Regions from separate parts of the Homo sapiens genome. Here region 1 is linked to region 2. A link is an interaction called in ENCODE POLR2A ChIA-PET data of the cell type or tissue named here. Cell type or tissue: IMR-90. All regions are shown on one strand. Each heading gives the region's core, and the rest is flanking DNA. Links, peaks and the distances in the headings are about the cores only.

Region 1 (4,405 bases), core at 152-4,151, 190 kb after region 2:
TTAAAAAGAAATAAAGAAAGAAAAATCAATACCTAAATGTCTCAAGGAGAAACCATCTAGATTTTTAAAACCTATTAAAAAAATTATACTGGATTATTTTCCATAGTGTGTTCACAGCTAAATGAATCCCTAATTTGAGTCTCCTAAGTAAACTAAAAAAATCGTAGTCTACCTTACTCATGTGGAGTAAACCTTTTGTAATTTAGACTCTAAATGTTATAGAATGTAAATATGTGTAATAAAACAATTGTAAAACATTTATTTAGGAAAATATAACACATTTTAATGTAGCAATTTGACACTGACTTTGTGAAAATAGAGTAAGTTTCCTAGGTTCCAGTGGTTTTAGGGTTTTTAAAAATAGATGTCCATATATTGTTAAAATATTGTTAGAAATAATTACATTAGTCTTGTACCATGAACATTATACGTTCATTCCAATATGTCTTAAAATCCTTAGTAGGATTATTAACCTATGTCTTGATTCTTTTCACTTATTTCTTCAAACTACTTAAGTACACAACCCCAATTTAGCTTTCTAAGGTAACCAAATTCTAGAACATTTCTTTGTACCAGTATGCAAATGTATTTACATAGGAATAAATCTAGGTTTCCTTAAAGAGGGCAACAGAATTGAAAACTGAGGCCAACAAATAAATGAAAGTTTCTCTAAATCCATTGGATAATAGAGGCAGTGTTAAGGCTAACCATAGTGTTGAACTAAACAGAGGGATTACTCCTGGGTTTTGCATCAGTTGTTTTCTGCCGGGTGGCCTCACTTGTCAAAAAAAAAAAAAAAAAAAAAAGTTTAACAGGCAAACATTCACATGGGCACGTTGAGAAAAGAAGTTTGCTTAATTCCATCAAAGCTTAAAAAAATCAATCATTAATTTATTCTAACTACAATTGTTGGTCATTTGTGAAAAACATCTGGCCTTTAAGTCATAGGAACCTAAACACCAGTATAATGTGAACACTTGTGAAGAAGCTTCAAGTTTGGTTTAGCATAAAAAAGCAATGTTAGTGTGTGTGTAGCTTTATCTAACCATACAACAGAATTTGTTTACTTATAATACTTTAACTCCACTTAGTTTTTTTGGACTTTGACAGTATTATAAATCCAAGTGTAATGTGCTTTAAAGATTAGAAAATTGTTAATTTGCAGCTTTAAGAAGTTCAGCCTTTTTACATCTTTTTGTGGTTGTTTAACAGAATAACATTACAGCAATCTTGGTATTACAAGTCAAAAATGGTTTCTAATGTAGTCTAAATTCAAGATAGAAAATATATTTTAAACATGGTTTCAGGAGGGACATTCCCTATTTTGCATATGTCTAAGTAATTCTTAAAATATTTGTTTTAAAGCTGGACTTAAACATTCCTGACTGCTCTCTAATTTGATATAGCTAGTCAAAATGATTTTATTCAAGAAATTTTGGCAGGAGAATTCAGTGAAGGAGATAAATAATTTTGCAGCTATACTCATATTGCAAAGTATAGAACTAATTCAGTCATTATGACTGTAGTAACATCTGTTCTTTAGCTTTAAAGTGAGCAGTAGAACAACTCAATGTTGGGATACATTTAAATATTAAGCTTTGTTAGTCAAGTTTCAAGTTCTAACAAAATATAAGTAGCCACATCATAGCCACAAAATAATACATAGTAGGTCTGTAGTTTTGTTGTTACCGTTGTTGTTTTTTTAATGAACTTTTAAACATAGAAAAGGCTAACCAAAGCTGTAGGGGGTGAAAATTAGAACCTAAATTAGAAATAAAAGTTGCATCATTTTAATTTCATGCTCTAATATAATATGAACAGTTAATATTGTAAAACCTGCCTTGATGATGACATACTAGTCTAGTGGTTTCCTGTCATACAAAGGAAATAAAACATGATATAACCAAATGCTACTGTGTCATATAGAAATGATCCAATCTCTTACTGTTAAACTACCTTCACCAGATTATTCATATACTATATCTCACTCACTGCTCTTTAGCTTCCCCTAGGCTTTTAATAATTATAAATTAAGAAAGACTGTAGATACTTGTCATAAATTAGGTTTGATTCTAAGCAAAATATATAATAGCTAATAATAAAAAAGCACTTTTTCTGCAGTGATAAAAAATACTAATCTTCAGTTTAGACTTTTTTTTCATTTATGCCACAAATATGTTATTGTAACAAAAGCTAACCATGTTTCTAAAATGTACACTAAGTAAATCTCAAAATGTGTGTGCCATATGTAGAAGTCTCGTAAAATTTTGGCCCTCATTTCAGAGGCACTAATGTCCAAAGTACTGTTAGGATACTGGAGATGAGAGGAAAATAACTTAAAACAGCTTGTGAAATATAATGTTTGAAATGGTTCTTTGAGAATGTGCAGATTATGGCTTGCATAGGGACTCCTTCCAGCTCTCTGGGAAAATGAGCTGTTGACATTCTTTTGGGTCATCATTCAAGATACAAGGGCAACCACAAGGATTTAGCAGATAAATTCATCCCCAAAGACCTTTATCCATTTCACTGCAACTTGGAAACATTCATGTTGAATAGTAGCATTAATGTAGCCTACTTAGCTCTTCAAAGTGAGTCTTATGTTTAAAAAAAGAAGAGGAAAAAAGAAAAGAAAATGAAGAAGATGATGAAGAAAATCAAACGAGTAGGGTAATAACTTATTTAAGTCTTCTAAGAGGTATTTATTTACATGATTCTAAAGCACAGACCATTTCTGTTCTCTACACAGTTTCAAAAATAGAATCGGGTCTTACATAGTGAGCAATAAGCCTTTAAATTGTAACTAAGTGAATCAGTCCTGTGTTACTTGTTAGTTGTTTATAACAAAGAGCAGAAAGTAAATTAATGTTTTAATGTTATATTCTGAAATGACTGGCAGCATTTATAAACAATTGAAAATAATCTACTTTAGGTTCTGACTCTCTTTGGACTTTATGATTCAGGCAAAAGGAAAAGTCAGAGCTGTGATGAACATATTAAAGGTATGCATTAAGATTCACACACAGTCCTTTCCTATAAAGAGTGAAAAAAACTTTTTGACTCAAACTGGAATGATACTATGTAGGGCTGAATGTGCAGGAAAGTTTCCCACAATGCATTGTGCAAACCTAGGGCTAACAAATACCCTGCTGCTTGAAACCCCCCCAAAAGACAAAGGCACAATGAAATAGAAAGCTTACCACCGGTAGCTTTCAAAACGACAAACTAGGCAAACTATACATCTCCACCACTCCAATTTTGTCAGAATGCTAATGAGCTTGCTCTGATCTTTACTCGGCTTCCCGTGTTTTCTACATCTTCAAGGACCACATGGCGCTAGCAAAATAAAGACAACTAAATGAGAATTTCGAATGCTTTTTGTGTTAGGACCTGGTGCTTTTCAGTGGACGCACTCGTTGAATATTCTCAACTTAAAAGAGTACAACAGGGGGTTGGGTATGAACTTTTTAACAGGAGGAAATTTGAACAAAAGTAAATTAGTGAGATGAGGAAAATATGAGAAAAATTTCTGATTAATTTCCACTCCATAATATCAATGACACCTTCAGCCCCACTCATACTCTTCTAACAAGAGATGCTGATAAAAGATGAATGATTCTGTGTTGTTCACAGTGAATGTTTAGTGGTTTTTTAATAGCAGCATTCTACATAAAAGGCACCAGGAAGTACTCCGCATTAGCAGTTGAGATCACTAGTTAATAGGATGATGTCTTTTAGCTTTTGTCACAAGATTATTAGAAAGGATGGGTTTCTGTTCTCATCATTGCATAGTTTGGAGTGCCTGTTGAGTACAAGTGCTAAAATACAGGTTTCTCAGTATTGTTTCACATGTAAAGCAAAAAGCCTTTTAATGCAACACCTTTTTCCTTTTTACCAGGTGATTTTGTTATTGATCTCTAATCTGCCCCTTTAGCTGTATTAAATGCTTAAAGTGTTCTGCTTTTCCATGTAGCCTTGATGCTAGCTATTTGTGTCTATAAATTCATTAACATTAAAACAGGATCTATATAGACTATTAGAGTCTATGAGTTAGAAAATGGCATATTACATACTTGTTTAGGGCATAAATAACAACATAAATTTAAGATTATCTGCATAAATGTTATAAAAATATGTTCGTTGATAATATGTTATGAGATTTTAATTATGTATTTATAAGGAACATATTTTTCACAATCTCTCTTTTCTTTAGCAATCACTGTACACTTACCAGGAGAATAAGAGTAGTCAACTCCATTTCTTACCATATCCATCCATACCTAGAAAGAAGAAAAAACCAAAACTGGGTACATTTTTATATATAAAGATATTTGAACACGGCTGGGCACAGGCTCACGCCTGTAATCCCAGTACTTTGGGAGGCCGAAGCAGGTGGATCACCTGA
Region 2 (4,405 bases), core at 210-4,209:
CTACTACTTGTTGAGTTTCGGTATAAAATCAAATACGAAGACTTGAAATTATCTGAAAAGAATAATTAAAATACTCCCATACTTTTCCAGCTACATATCTGTGTGATACTTGATTTTTTTCTTCATATACTTCAACCAAAACAGTCTGTATTACACAGATTGAATATAGGACTAGAGCTGTCTGTCAAACCAGACTTTAAAGAGACTTTAGAGAGAGATAAAGACATTGAAGAGATTTACAAAAATGTAAAATAGAGACACTCTTCTTATTAAATTATTTTCTATAGAAAGTATATTTATTCTTCATAAAACATGTTAATATATGAACTTGTTATTTTTAAATGAATGAAATGTTTTCTAGATTGTTAGCTTTTAATAGAGTAAATATTGATAGATACAACCCACATAAACAGAAGCTCTTTGGAGTTCTCAAATAAAGTGTATAAAGGGTCTTAAGACAAAAACCCTTGAGAACTGTTAGTCTAAACTCTCCAGGAAAAGCCAGTGATTATCAGACTGGATTAAAATTGTTTTTGGATATATGCTGTTTACAAGAGACAGTTCTAAAATAAGAGGAGGTTAAATGTCAGAAAGAGGAAGAGGAGCCTGTAAAGAAGACTGTGGCTTCAGTTAGGGGATAATCTGTGTATGGAGTTGTCATGGATTTAGCTAGTTTAAGACGTGGCTCTATTGTCTCCTGACTCTCCTAATTCTATAATGTTTCTGGCATCTGATTTGCCCACAGTGCTTTTGGAATAGCTTTCCAAGGTATTACTGAAGTGGCTCACTGCCTTCATTCCCTTTTCCCCCCACATAAACCAAATGAAGGAATACCTATTTTGCTCCATTTCTCCACACACCCAGGGTCCCTTCTACCTGTTTATCCCCGTTCTGGCTTGGAGAAACCTCTGCCCAGCTGTGCAAATGGAAACAGACTGTACAGTTCTTGTTACCTCACATCTTTTTCTCGTGTTTAGGAGAGGTATTATAAAGGAATGTGCAAAAAATCTTGAACAGAAGAAACTAATGATGTAAAGGTACTTCAAAGTGTTGTAAGTCCTAGAATTACACTTCATTCACTTAAGAAGTATTTATTGAGTAGTGGCTATATGCTATGGCTCTAGGGCTAGGATACAGTGGTGAGCAAGTAAACAGTATTTGCATATTTGCTCATGTAAGTTAAGGAGAAAAAGTAAAGGGGAATATGAAATGTGTATTGGGAGTGTGGTTGAAATTTTAGGTAAGGTGGGCAGAGAAGGCCTCTCTGGGAAAGTGAGTTTTAGTAAAAGACTTGAAGGAAGTGGGCGAGCTAGCCATATAATATCTATGAGAAGAACATTCCTAGTAATGGAAATAGCAAATGCAGAGGCTCTAAGGGAGATGCATACCTGGTGCATTGGAGAAAGTAAGGAGGCCAGTATATTGGGGCAGAAAAAAAGATGGAACAATAGCATAGTAGATAAGATCAAAGAGCAAAGTCAGGAAGGCCTGGTGATATAGGGCCTGTCGGTCCAGTAAGGGCTTTTTGGCTTTTGCTGTGGGGCAATTGAAGGCTTTTGAGTAGAGGAATGAGATCATCTGGCTTTACCAGGATCATCATAGTTTCTGTGTTCAGAATAATTGCAAGGCAAAGGCAGGAGCAGCAAGATTAGTTTAAAGGGTATTAATCCAGTTGAAAGGAAATACAGTATCAAGTAAATATACAGTGTGCTCAGAATTGTGTGAGAGTGTGTGCGTGTTCAGAGGGAGGGGTGGTAAATTGAAAAAAGAGGTTTATTATAAGGTTTGTTACTTGGAATTTTGCCCAGATTATGAGCAGCTCCTCAACTCTTTCACTTATTTGTTCCTTGATTCGTGCACTTTAGTAAAATATTCCATGATCTCACATTTGAAAATTTCTACTCCTACTTTCCTTATCACATAGAAAATATAATAATTCGGTGATACAAGTGATTTTACATAAAAATGCTCCTGTCATAAAAGTGGACAGCAGTATATACACAGCAGTTAAATATTTTTTAAGTACCCCTGGAACATTTGTGAAAAATACAGGTGTACCATTAAAAAAACTTTTTAAATGGTATGCCTGTATAGGGCAGTAACATGAGTGGAGCTTGCAGGCTGGAAGTTGCTCTGGTTAAGTCAGTGAGTGAGTGGTGAGTGTACAGTAATGTCTTAGGCCTTCACATTTACTCACCACTCACTCACTGACTTAACCAGAGCAACTTCCAGTCTGCAAGCTCCATTCATGTTAGTGCCCTATACAGACATACCATTTAAAAAGTTTTTTAAATGGTGCACCTGTATTTTTACTGCACCTTTTCCAAGTTTACGTATGTTTAGATGCACAAAACCTACCATTGTGTTAGGATTGCCTAAAGTATTCAGTACAGTAACATGCTGTACAGGTTTGTAGCTTCAGAGCAATAGGCTATACCACATAGCTTAGGTGTGTAGTAGGCTGTACCACCTAGAGTTGTGAAAGTACACTCTTTGATGTTCACACAATGATGCATTTCTCAGAACGTATCCCTGTCATTAAAGGATGCATGACTGTATAGCCTTAACTGCTTATATCAGCAAAGAAGAACTGCTCAAAATTCAGGAGTTAGAACAGAATATACCCAAGGAAAGTGGGAGGAAGGAAATGATAAAGATGGCAGAAACTACTGAAATAGAAAACATTGACTAGAAAGAATCACAAAATCACAAGTTGTTGATTTGGAAAGTCTAATGAAATAACCAATTTATAGCAAGAATCATTTGGGAACAAAGGAGAAAAGGCACAAATAAATAGTATTGGTAATGAAAAATGTACAAGACCATATATTTTGCAGAGATCAATGTAATAAAAAGATATATTAAATTATTGTACTTTAGTAAATTTGAAATCTTAGATGAGATGGATAAATTCCTGGGTGGGGAGAAAATATTTAAACTCACTTAGGGAGTCTTTAAGTCTTTCAGAGAATGGGAAAGGATGCCGCAGCTCATTTTATGAGGCTAATGTAACCAGGGAGCATAAAAGAAAGGAAAATCATAGGCCTATATGCTCCATGAATATACAGAAATCCCATGCAAAACATTAGACCTCCAAAGCCAGAAATATATTTTAATATAAAGAAGTACATCACGACCTGGTTGGCTATCTCCAAGGAATGTGGAGTTGCTTTAATTTTGGAAAAATCTATTAATTTACCTCATAAGAGATTAAAGTTTAACAAAAAATCTAAAGAATGTGGGAGAATGGGAAACTCTTAGAAAGTACAAACTAATACAGCCTTTTTGGAATACAATTTGGTATTTTCCGATAAAGGTGTACATGTACATATCCTATGACCTGGCTATTCCCATCCTAGAAATATTTCCCAGATAAATTATTGTGCATGTGTACCAGGATATAGGTGTAAAAATATTTGTAACAGCTTTGTTAATAATTCCAAACCTGCAGCCGGGCACAGTGGCTCATGCCTGTAATCCCAACACTGAGAGGCTGAGGCAAGCAGATCACCTGAGGTTGGGGGTGTGGGAGTTTGAGACCAGCCTGGCCAACATGGTGAAACCCCGTCTTTACTAAAAATACAAAAATTAACTAGGCATGGTGGTGCACACCTGTAATCCCAGCTACTTGGGAGACTGAGGAAGGAGAATTGCTTGAACCCAGGAGGTGGAGGTTGCAGTGAGCTGAGATTGTGCCATTGCACTCCAGCCTGGGTGACAGAGCGAGACTCCAGCTCAAAAAAACAAAAAAAAAAAAACCCGCGACAACCCATATGTCCATCAACAATAAAATGGATAGATAAATCGTAGAAATTCATGTAATTGAATATTAGGAGCGATGAAATTTAATGAACCACAGATGTACATGTCAGCATAGATGAATATTAAGAACATGATGTTGAGGCTGGGCGTGGTGGCTCATGCCTATAATCCCAGCACTTTGGGAGGCCGAAGCGGGCAGATCACCTGAGGTCAGGAGTTTGAGACCAGCCTGGCCAACATGGTGAAATCCCATCTCTACTAAAAATACAAAAATTAGCCAGGCATGGTGGCAGGTGCCTGTAATCCCAGCTGCTCTGGAGGCTGAGGCAGGGGAATCACTTGAGCCCAGGAGGCAGATGTTGCAGTGAAATGAGATCGTGCCAATGCGCTCTAGCCTGGGCAACAAGAGTGAAACTCTTGTCTCAAAAAAAAAAAAGAAAAAAAAAAAAAAGAACATGATGTTGAAGATAAGAAACAAATTTTTAAAATGGTAATTTTATTTCCTTATATAAAAGTAAAAAGACTCACAATACTGTACAATATAAATCTTTTTTCACTTTTTAGTTGTGGTAACTATATATAACAAAATTTATCATTTCAGACATCTTTAAGTGTACAATTCAGTGCCATTGAGTACATTCAC

What was found. ChIA-PET counts read pairs that join two places held together with the same protein. Peaks named below come from ENCODE experiments on the same cell type or tissue, not always from the same donor. Only the 100,000 strongest peaks of a DNase experiment are listed, where the experiment ranks them.
Region 1: POLR2A ChIA-PET joins it to region 2 with 5 read pairs; 1 of 35 experiments calls an interaction of 5 or more read pairs at or near these places.

What each region holds. Positions count from the first base shown.
Region 1 is chr2:63,010,359-63,014,763 of GRCh38, forward strand. All of the region lies in intron 19 of EHBP1 (EH domain binding protein 1), which reads left to right. Among named protein-coding and RNA genes, the nearest start is that of EHBP1-AS1, 36 kb to the right of the region's middle. In IMR-90, for the core only: no CTCF peak of the experiment used is centred there; a DNase peak (open chromatin) is centred at 2,443.
Region 2 is chr2:62,816,027-62,820,431 of GRCh38, forward strand. The region is part of intron 5 of EHBP1 (EH domain binding protein 1); the gene reads left to right. Among named protein-coding and RNA genes, the nearest start is that of EHBP1, 110 kb to the left of the region's middle. In IMR-90, for the core only: no CTCF peak of the experiment used is centred there; a DNase peak (open chromatin) is centred at 2,175.